Regions from separate parts of the Homo sapiens genome. Here region 2 is linked to region 1. The links are chromatin loops, found by intact Hi-C in ENCODE. Cell type or tissue: mammary epithelial cell. All regions are shown on one strand. Links, peaks and the distances in the headings refer to the core of each region. The heading gives the core; the rest is flanking DNA.

The links. Hi-C counts contacts between places; a loop is a spot of excess contacts. Peaks named below come from ENCODE experiments on the same cell type or tissue, not always from the same donor. Only the 100,000 strongest peaks of a DNase experiment are listed, where the experiment ranks them.
Region 2: a loop joins it to region 1, with 4 times the contacts of the local background. A loop is called at or near these places in 32 of 110 quality-filtered maps.

What each region holds. Positions count from the first base shown.
Region 1 is chr4:82,895,849-82,901,225 of GRCh38, forward strand. It overlaps THAP9 (THAP domain containing 9), which reads left to right and starts at 4,887. Exons shown (of 5, transcript NM_024672.6): 1 at 4,887-5,034. The coding sequence starts at 4,955. It overlaps THAP9-AS1 (THAP9 antisense RNA 1), which reads right to left and starts at 5,068. Exons shown (of 4, transcript NR_034077.1): 1 at 4,486-5,068; 2 at 4,229-4,375. SNORD144 (small nucleolar RNA, C/D box 144) reads right to left here and starts at 2,377; the gene lies at 2,292-2,377. SNORD143 (small nucleolar RNA, C/D box 143) reads right to left here and starts at 80; the gene lies at 5-80. It also overlaps a transcript of SEC31A not described here. RefSeq lists enhancers at 4,332-4,851, 4,467-4,586, 4,852-5,371 and a silencer at 4,897-5,246. In mammary epithelial cell, for the core only: CTCF peaks have their summits at 2,585 (motif pointing left) and 2,956; DNase peaks (open chromatin) are centred at 2,953 and 4,753; H3K4me3 peaks cover 3,109 bases; H3K27ac peaks cover 2,649 bases.
Region 2 is chr4:82,377,624-82,383,000 of GRCh38, forward strand. All of the region lies in intron 1 of HNRNPD-DT (HNRNPD divergent transcript), which reads left to right. Among named protein-coding and RNA genes, the nearest start is that of HNRNPD-DT, 5.7 kb to the left of the region's middle. RefSeq lists an enhancer at 2,623-3,196. In mammary epithelial cell, for the core only: a CTCF peak has its summit at 2,761; a DNase peak (open chromatin) is centred at 2,888.

The DNA.
Region 1 (5,377 bases), core at 156-5,155:
TATTATGTCCTCATCCACATACATTAATCACAACAAATCATGATGTGAACAGCAGTGGAAAAAATTTAATCATTGGACATTTATTTCTTGAACTTCAGCTCTAGTTGTAAGATTCTCATTGCTTAGCTCTTTAAAACAAATGCATATATTTATCTAATGTAGAACAGTTAAGACCTCCAATTTTACTATAATTGGGAAAAAAACTCAGAACAAAGATTATGTCAAGTGTATCACTGTATTGACTTTGTTAACCTGCTATACATCTGACACAAGGGTAGGTGTTCAACAAGTGAAATACCAATCCTAAAAAGCCAGAAGTCTGTATCTGCTTTCATAGGGTTATTATGAGAAATAAATATTGTTTAACAGAACCAACTCTTTCTTTTTTGAGACAGAGTCTTGCTCTGTCACCCAGGCTGGAGTGCAGTGGCCAATCTTGGCCCACTGCAACCTCCACCTCCTGGGTTCAAGTGGTTCTCCTGCCTTGGCCTCCCAAGTAGCTGGGGTTACAGGTGCGTGCCACCATGCCCGGCTAATTTTTGTATTTTTAGTAGAGACGGAGTTTCGCCATGTTGGCCAGGCTGGTCTTGAACTCCTGAGCTCAGGTGATTCACCTGCCTTAGCCTTTCAAAGTGCTGGGATTACAGGTGCGAGCCACCATGCCTGGCCAAGAAAACCAACTCTTTCTATACACTATATATAAAAATCTTAGCAGCCTGGGCAACACGGCAAAACCCCTTCTCTACCAAAAATACAAAAAATTAGCCAGGTGTGGTGGCACACGCCTGCAGTTCCAGCTACTTAGAGAAGCTAATTGGAACTAGAGTATGGCTAGAAATTAGGTATTCCTACTCATATAATTTTCCTTGGGGTGATACTAACTTGGAAAGTTGAACTTTCTAAGAATTTTTCAAGGAATATTGTCCAATTTCTTCTGTGCAGTTATACAAATATTTGCTATAGGATGGAGTAAAGGTACAGATGTACAGCATCATTGAAGGAGTTTGACCTTTTTCCCCAAAGCTTGATTTTTATCCACTATGATGAATACATTTTACTAAATACTTGCTACTCTTTTCCTTCTGCTGCTTCCACCCCCACCTCCCACAGGCTTCTACTCCTCATCAGCAAAATATAGACCTTGTCAAGCAATCAGAATGTTCCTAATTGGCAGAACACTAATTCGTGCCTGAGATTTATAATCTTTTGAGTCTTCTTGTTTTCCTTTCATCACTGCTCAAAAGTTCTATTAGAAGAAAAAACACTCCCCCTTTTCCTTTAAGTCCTAGCACTGCTTCTGATATTTGGAAACCACTTGTCTAATAACAGAAGCATTACGTATAAAACAAAGCATAACTAGTTTTGGAGCGTATTAGGGTGTAGCTGCCCCTCCATATCAGGCTTGATGCTGAGAAGACACTTCCAAGTTAGCATGAGATTCTAGAAGTAGAAATAATTATGTAACAAATAATGATATAACAATAATTTCAAAACTCCATGGCTTTCTGAAACAAAAGACAGAACTCAAACAATGAAAAATTCGGCAACACAAAAGGGTAGGTCCTCAACAAGCAAGATACCAACCCTAGAAAGCAAGAAGTCTATACCTGCTTTCATAGAGTTATTATGAGAAATAAATATTGTTTAAGAAAACCAACTCTTTCTATATACTGTATATAAAAAGCTTAGCAGCCTGGGCAACATGGTAAAACCCTGTCTCTACCAAATATACAAAAAAAAATTAGCCAGGTGTAGTGGTACATGCATGTGGTCCCAGCTACTTAGGAAGCTGAGGTGGGAAGATTGCTTGGGCCTGGAAGACAGAGGTTGCAATAAGCTGAGATTGCGCCACTGCACTCCAGCCTGGGTGACAGAGTGAGACCCCATCTCAAAAAATAAAATAAAATGAAATGAAATTAAAAAAAGCTCAGCATAATTTGTGGCCCATAGTAACTGGCCAATAAATAAATATCTGTTATTATTCTTTCCAAGTGGACAATTAATGAGATTATATACCATAAAATAGGTAGATTTCATTAAAGCCTTAATAAATGTTTTTTACTTGGACAATCCTCCATTTCCAACTCACTGCTATAGTTCCAGGAATACTTAATACATTTAAAATAGAAAGATATACTACCTTCCCTGCATATTTTGAGTAATTATCTTCCAAGACCCATGTATCTTTTCTCAACATCTCTGAGAGTACAATTCCTGAAAAGAGATATTTTCTTTTAAAATTTTTTGTGCAATAGTCAATGCCTTTGCAAATAACACTATCTTTAATACAGCTTACATATCCTCATTTAAGTATTCAATAATCACAACGGTTCATTATGTGAACAGCAGTGAAAAGGTTTAATCACTGGATATGAAGTTACTAGAAGAAGCAATGATATAACCAAATGATCAGATTGAGAACTTCCATGTCAACAGTAAAATAATCACAACAACAAAAAAAGTATAGATAAGTTATAAACAAATGTAAAGATACAAAAATACAACTAAGAAAAAAAAATTCCATCTATAAAGGATTACTTATTTCCTATGCAGAAGTAAATATCTAGAGCAGTGACCCCTTGCGGCTATTGCCTTCATTTAAGTAAATCTGTTCTGATAAAAGCAGTTTTCAGAAATTCATCTGAAATTAACAATTAAAGGAATGTTGTCAGAATAATGTAGGAAGCACACTATTTCATCTTTAGGAAAGGCAAATAGTTGCAATCCAATTAAACAGGAAAGAAAACAGCCCTCATTTCAGATGATGAACTGGCAGCAGTACTTTCAACTCTACCTTAAGAAAATGGCAAGTGAATGCCTGTATCTGCAAACTTTTGAGTCCTTAAGAAAAGGCAAACACCACGATGAGACAGCCACTTCACATGCACAAAAATGTGGAGAAACTGGCAGCCTCATCCACTGCTGGTGGGAATGTAAAATGGTGCAGCCACTAGGGAAAATAATCTGGCACTTCCTCAAGAAGCTAAACACAGTTATCTTATGACTCACCAATTCCACTCTTAGGTGTGTAATCAGGAAAATGAAAACATTTGTCCACACAAAAACTTGTACACAAATGTTCATAATAGTAAAAAAAAAAATTGGAAAACCCAAATGTCCACCAACTGTTGAACGGATAAACAAAATCTGCTACATCCATAAAATGGAGTACGATTCAGCAATAAAAAATAAAGTACTGATACGTGCTATAAGATGGATGAACTCTGAAAACATTCCAAGTGAAAGAAGCCAGTCACAAAGACCATATATTAGTTCATAATTCCACTTACATGAAGTGTACAGAGCAGGCAGAGGCACACGGAAACTAAATTAGTGTTTGCTGAGCGGGGTGGGGGAATATTTGGAGGTGCTGCTAGTAAGAATGAGGTTTCTTTCTGGAGTGATGAAAATGTTCTAATATTGATTGTGACTGTTCCACAATTCTGTGCATATACTAAAACCCACTGAATTGTACACTTTAAACCAATTAGTTGTGTGGTATGAGAATTATATCTGAGTAAAACTGTTACAAAAATATAAGGCAACTAATTTTTTCCTTAAAGATAGCTAAAAACAATGTTATTTTTATTCAGCCTCACTCGGGTCTTAATTGGTTGAGCAGGAAAAGGCTCTAACAGCCCAACCAACTTACAGTATTTAAATCCAGTTCTTACTCTCTGCACACACCTTACAGCCAAAAAGTATTTGCCCTGCACATCCCCCAGGGACCAATTTTTCCAAAGTTCCTTGACCATCTATCCTTAGGCCATGTGACTTTTAAGGAACCATAACCAAAAGCTATTAATTCCATTCAGAGAAGATACAAGCATATTATAATGGAAAACTGGTGTGAATAAGTAATACCTTAATATGTATCTTCGGCTGTAATCTGGACAAAGTAAACACAAAGGGGAAAAAGAAGCAATCTTGTTAGGCCTGGATATTTGGAATTATTTTTGTGTGCTATACAAAGAAACGGAAAAGTTGCAAACCCTTCTCTGTTTTCTGTATGCTAAGGATCTCCTTCTCAGAGACAAAAACCCACTGGCCCGTTTCCTTCTCTAAGCAAATTGAAATCTCTTCCTCAAACATAAGAGCTTATAACTAAGACATTGTTCTAAGCTCTATCTCCTGAAAGCTATTCATAATGCCTCATTCCCAACCAAAACCACTTAATTGCCCCTTGTCCCCTGCCCCTATTACTACTGAGGAGCCCCAAGAACCTTACCTTATTTCCTTCATTGTGGCAAAGTGTTTCAGAAAAGGGTTCCTTGAATTAAAAGTCGGCGTATCCTATTTGACTCCTGCTCCTCCGGTATCACATACCTACAGCCAACCATGCCAAGAGCTTCCCCATTATCTCCGCATCGGAGAGCTACAAGATAAAGCGCAAGAACACGACACGCATCTCAGTAAATCATATATTTTTGGCCCGACTCTGTCTTCAACACACCTAAGGCACCGTGTTTTATCCCTCTTCCATACCCTTTCCTCCCGATATCCTCCAGTTTCAGAGACCGCACCCGGAGACCCATTGGCAGGTTCCTGGATTCGCCTCAATTTTGGTCCTGCCTCTCTGCTTCGCATTTTCAGGCTTGGCCTCACAAGAAGGACGATGGCGCCAGATTGTGCCAGAATGGGTGAAAACAGAAGGAAAATAAACCGGTTGCAGCAAAACCCACTATTCCGCCTCCAACGCGGAGGGAGGAGCGGTCAAATGCACGTCTTCAGGCTCAGGCCCTTCCGATTGGCTGCTGGGACACAACGTGGCCTGTCATTGGCTACGGCACCGGCGCAGGGCCTTCGGAGAGGAAGTGTGGAAGTCCCGCGCCTCTAAAGCCCGCCTTTCGTGACAAATAAAGGTCGTAGCCGCAGAGTCAACGGGCGGAGCTAAAGTGGTCGTGATTCATGCTGTCGCGGGAACCCCGAAGGTGGGGCCCCACGTAACAAGAAGATGACCCGAAGTTGCTCCGCAGTGGGCTGCAGCACCCGTGACACCGTGCTCAGCCGGGAGCGCGGCCTCTCCTTCCACCAGTGCGTATGGGAGCAGCCTCGAAGCCTTCGAACTCCCTGCGGGGCCCGGCGGGCCGTGGCGTGGCGTGGGGCGGGGCCGGGCCGCACTGTGGGTCGCGCCGCGTGTGTGACGCGACGTGACGTGCGCAGCGTCGGGGCGTGGGAGCGGAATTGGGGCACTGTGAGAATTGAGATTCTCTCTCTTCCCGCCCAGTGTTTACCTCTGAATAGCCGGTTCTCGCACCGCCTACCGCTTTAAGGAGAGTTACGCGAAAGGAGTCCTCCATTAATTGGATGGTCTTATTATTTGAAGTGAGGAGGCCGAAAGGGAAGGCAGTTTAGGACAACGGTTGAAGTGTGTGTG
Region 2 (5,377 bases), core at 73-5,072, 520 kb before region 1:
CTCAAAAAAAAAAAAAATTAGCTGGGTGTGGTGGCGTGAGCCTGTGGTTCCAGCTACTCAGGAGGCTGAGGTGGGAAGATTGCTTGAATCAAAAATTCAAGGCTGCAGTGAGCAGTGATGCCACTTCATTCCAGTCTGGACGACAGAGCAAGAGCCTGTTTCAAAAACAACAACAACAACGAAACGCTTCTTCAAATGACCTGGTGATGGATGTATGAAATTTCTTGAGAATGAAATGAAACTTTTTGTTACACATTCATAGGTAACAATTAATTGTTTAAGTGGCTGGAGATGCTGTATTGGACTTGCCCCAAACAGTAGAAGGAAGGAATATCCCCTGTCAATGTACAGACATGAACTATTCCATTGCTTTAGGAGATTCCCAGTGTGTTTCAGATAACACACTAAAATGCTAGATCATCATTGAATTTAGCCTTTGTAAAGCAATTATTCTCTGCAGCAAAAACTAAAGTACTTGTAAAAGGCCAAAAATGAAGTCTGTTTGAGAATTAAACTGGAATCACTTTTACCTAGAACAAGATGCATACACCTAAGCCAAGGAAGTCAGTTTTCATCTGCTAGGTGCAGTCTGCAAATGCAGCAGGAGGTTCCCTTATGTTCAAATTTTTAAAGTATTAATAGGGTATGTATGCCAGTTGGCAACCTGGAATAAACAGTGTGGAAGAAACAGCCAAAGAACCCATTTTTTTATACAAGGTACACATACTTGAGCTGCTTCTACAACCATGTTAAACAGCCTATAACCTATCTGGACCTATTTGCAGAACACCATCAGTGGGATTTAAGCATTTTGTTGGAGAGTTAGTTTGTGATTTTACGTGAAGTGACCAATTGCCCATGCAGTGAACATTCTCTGTCATATTCCTTGGTTATCAGGAAGCTTCACTTTATTCAGAAAATAAAAGCCCTATCAACTTCTGAAAAGTCGGGTTTTACTTCAGCCATAAAGTCTAATACTGTAGAGTCAGTTCTGCTTACTCATGAGGATGTCAATAGTTTCTTTTAGATACAGTTTTTTAAAACGTAGCTCAAAAAAGAATTCAGACAAAGCTGATCACACGCCTGTAGTCCCAGCTACTCAGAAGGCTGAAAGAGGAGATTCCCTTGAACCCAGTAATTCAAGCCCAGCCTGGGCAATACAGTGAGACCCCCATCTCTTTAAAAAAGAAATAATAAGGAAATACACTCCTCTCACTCCAGACCTACATATCAAACTGCCTATTTGACATCCCTACTTGAATGTTCACAGGAATCTCAAGCTTTAGATGTCCAAAACTGAACTCTACTTTCCCTACAAACCTGCTTCTTTGGTCTTCCTCTTCTCAGTAAATGACATCTCCACCCACCCATATATTCCTGCCAAAATCCAGGGAATCATCTTTGATATCCCCCCTCCCTCACCCCCCACATCCAATCAATCACCAACTCCTCCCACCTCCAAGATATATCTTGATTCATCTAAATGCTTCTTAGAACATAAATACTGGGGTAATTTCTAGGTAGTTATTCACTTTCAACCATGCAACACATTAATGGCACATGTACATTTCTAGGACTGGGAAATATAACAGTGATCAAAATAGGCAAGGTCTCTGGTCTCATGGAGCTGACATTCTAGTGGCAGAGACAAACGACAGACAAATAGATATGTAATATAATTTTAGGAAGTGATAGGAAGAAAAAGATAAAATGCTACACATAGGATATGTGCTATAGGACAGTCAGAGAAAACTCTTCAAGGAAATAACTTTTTGAGTAGTGCCCTGAAGAAAGTAAGAGAGAAAACCATATACTTAGCTTAGGGAAGACTTTACAAGGCAAAGGGTACACCTGAGGCAGGAGCGTGATTTGTGCTTACAATGAAAAATGGAGTCCAGTGTGGCTAAAGTGAAGGAAAGCAAGTATAATAGATCATACCTGAGAGGTAGCCAGTAATGAGCTTACTCAGGGTCTTGTAAACTGTGGTTGGCACTCTACTTTTATTATCAAAGTCATGAGAAACCATGGAAGGGTTTTGAGCAGAGGAAGAACATGACCTGACTTTAAGTGGAAGATAATGGATGCTGTGTGGACGGTGGACTGTGGGAGGACATCAGGGAGATGAGTTAAAAGGGCACTGTCAAGAAAAGACTTTTTTTTTTTTTTTGAGACAGGATCTCGCTCTGTTGCCCAGGCTAGAGTACGGTGGCACAATCACAACTAACTGCAGCCTTAACCTCCTGGGCTCAAGTGATCCTCCCACCCTCAGCCTCCCAAGTAGTTGGGACCACAGGTGTGCACCACCACACCTGGCTGATTTTTGTATTTTTTGTACAGGTGGGGTTTCACCATGTTGCCCAACCTGGTCTTGAACTCCTCAGCTCAAGTAATCTGCCTGCCTCGGCCTCCCAAAGTGCTGGGATTACAAGCGTGAGCCACCGCGACAGGCCATGAATTGACTATTTTTTTAGCCTTTCTTGGTTAATTTATTCTGAGAAGATAAATCTACAAAGAGGGTGTTATTTACATGTGGTCATGTGACTTTGCTTATTTTTCCTAGAAGGATATTTTTCTGCAAAGAAAAATCGTGCTCTAATGACAATAAGGGATCATTCAAAATTAAACAAGAAAGACTTGAATTAATATTATTGATAATATTTCCAGTAAAGACTCAGACTAGCGTTTTCATCCAATGCAATATTTTTTCCTTTATTTTCCACCCCTTTCTGAAGTTCTGGAATGAGATTTTGATTAGCTACTGCAGGTGGCGTTTGTCCATAACGTCACAGGATCCTTTGGGTGTCTCTTTGCCAGCCGGAAAGCTCTGCGGTTGGTAGCACCTCTGCTACCATGCCCTCTGGGCTTGTTCCGCCCACGTGGCCCAGCAGGCTGCACTCCACTTGCACTACCAGCCCAGATCTCATGCCTGCCAAGGGTGAGCCATGCACAGAGCAGTGAGGGGTGTGTGAGTGAGTGAGCATGGAGTCTGGCCACTGTGTACAGCCAAGCACGCTGGCTGCTGCAGCAGGGTGAGCAGCTCCAGGCACCAGCACAAGCACTGGCTCCATGCGAGGCTGCGGCTGGACAAGATGTACTGCAGGTGGCTTCCACTGCAGGCACCAGCGTCTGGATGAGGGGAACATAGTGGCGCCTGAAAGTTCAGAGACACCAGGAACCGCAGAACCCCAAAGAGGGTGTTACAGCATGTCACAGCCCCAGCTCGAAACCCTGAGGTCTGGGCTCCCAGAAGGGCCACAGCTCTTTTCTCCTTCTTGTCACCCACAGCTTGGGGAGTTGAGGGGCATGTTTCAGCCCATTTGTGTTAACAGCTCTTTCAGTGCTGCCACTCTGCTCCAGCCTGCGGCTCCTGGACTGGCCCAGCCCCACCACTGCTTCCCATTGTGTGGGGCAGCTGCCCAGTGCCGGCAGAAGACAGGAAGGCTATAGGGTTACAGCTCTGGCTTGGGAAATCCTGAGGTCTGGAACCCCAGAAGGGTTGTCACTCTTCACTCCCACAGTCTGGGAGAGTGTCACTTGCCTGCAGCTCGGTGAGCCAACCAGAAAAGTGTTACAGCCCCTTTAGCTCCCACCCACAGCCACAGCTCCTTTCACTCCCACCATTTGGCAGGTCCCAAGTTCTTGTCCCACTTGCAGGAAGAACGAGGTTATGCGGGCAACTGGAGGGTGAGCAAGGTGGAGAAGAGCTTTATTGGGAGATCAAACAGCTCTCAGTGGAGAGGAGACCTGAAGTGGGTATCTCCTATCCTCAGGGAGGCAGTCCTGACCAGAGTCTGAGTATAGCTGAGTCCAGGGTTTTTATGGGCTCAGCATGGAGTAAGTGCATGCTGACTGGTCCATGGGCAGGAGGAAGTGCATGCTGACTGGTCCATGGGCAGGCCTGGAAAAAGGCGCCTGGCCTATCCAGCCACTTTTAAGGTTCTTTTAGCTGCTAAGTTTATAATTGTCCCACTTAGTTTGCAGGAGTTGCAGTTCAAGAGAATAATTATTGAAAGAATACAGAAGAGTCAGGGTTTTCAGATTAAGGTTCAATTTAGAAATATTGAAAACCTAAGAAAACGTTTAGGAAAGTGTCTCTGTCCTGTGGCTCTTTGGGGCCTTTTCATTTGTTGCAGTGGCTCTCAGTTATTTGATATTTCCTTACTCCATAAGAGCTGCCTCAGAATAATCACTTTCTCATGCCAGGGCTGAGAGTTCTCAGGCTCTCAGACTCAGTACAATTGCTTAAAAGTCACACTTCAAAAATAGTAACACATAATTAGATAGTACCTCTGTAGGAGGGGTTTTTCTGTTTAACTAATTTATATCCTTGATGTTTTGGCTACTGTAGTAGACATTTGCTACTTGGGGCTCCCCAGCATCAGTTTTTCCTTCTCTTAGTAATAAATAGCATAGGAGAAACAAGTGGAGCCAGAGGAGGTAATACAGAACAGCAAGCCAGCTCATCAGAATGAACTCATCACCACTGGTAACATTGTGGCCAGGCACAGCCCCTAAGTCAGCTAGTCACATTTGAAGAACTTCCCTTTGAATTTTTTTTTTTTTTTTTTTTTTTTTTTGGAGAAAGAGTCTTGCTTTCTCACCCAGGATGGAGTGCAGTGGTGCAATTTCAGCTCACTGCAACCTCCGCCTCCTGGGTTCAAGCAATTCTCATGCCTCAGCCTCCTGAGTAGCTGGAATTACAGATGTGGACCACCACACCTGGCTAATTTTTGTATTTTTAGTAGAGGCAGGGTTTTGCCATGTTGGTCAGGCTGGTCTCTAATGCCTGGCCTCAAGTGATCCACCCACCTTGGCCTCCCAAAGTGCTGGGGTTACAGATGTGAACCACTGTGCCCAGCCCCCTTTTATTTTTTCTATTTTATTTTTATTTTCATTTTTATTTTGAGATGGAGTCTCGCTGTGTCACCTAGGCTGGAGTGCTGTGGCCCAATCTCAGATCACTGCAACCTCCGCCTCCCAGGTTCAAGTGATTCTCCTGCCTCAGCCTCCTGAGTAGTTGGGATTACAGGTGACCACCACCACGCCTGGCTAATTTTTGTATTTTTAATAGAGACAGGGTTCCATCATGTTGGCCAGGCTGGTCTCGAACTCCTGACCTAGTGATCTGCTGGTCTTGGCCTCCCAAAGTGCTGGGATTACAGACATGAGCCACCACTCCCAGCCTCCTTTTGATATTTGAGTGAAGAAATACTCTCCTATTGGTCATAAACAGAGCATGTAGCTAAGGGAACCAACTACTGGCAGCCGTTTCACAGCAGAAAGATCCCTATGAAGACAGGAATCAAACAGCAAGGAAGAGTTACTAAGATGTGGTAAACAGGATACCAGGTCATGGTCACATTCTTTGAACAACCAG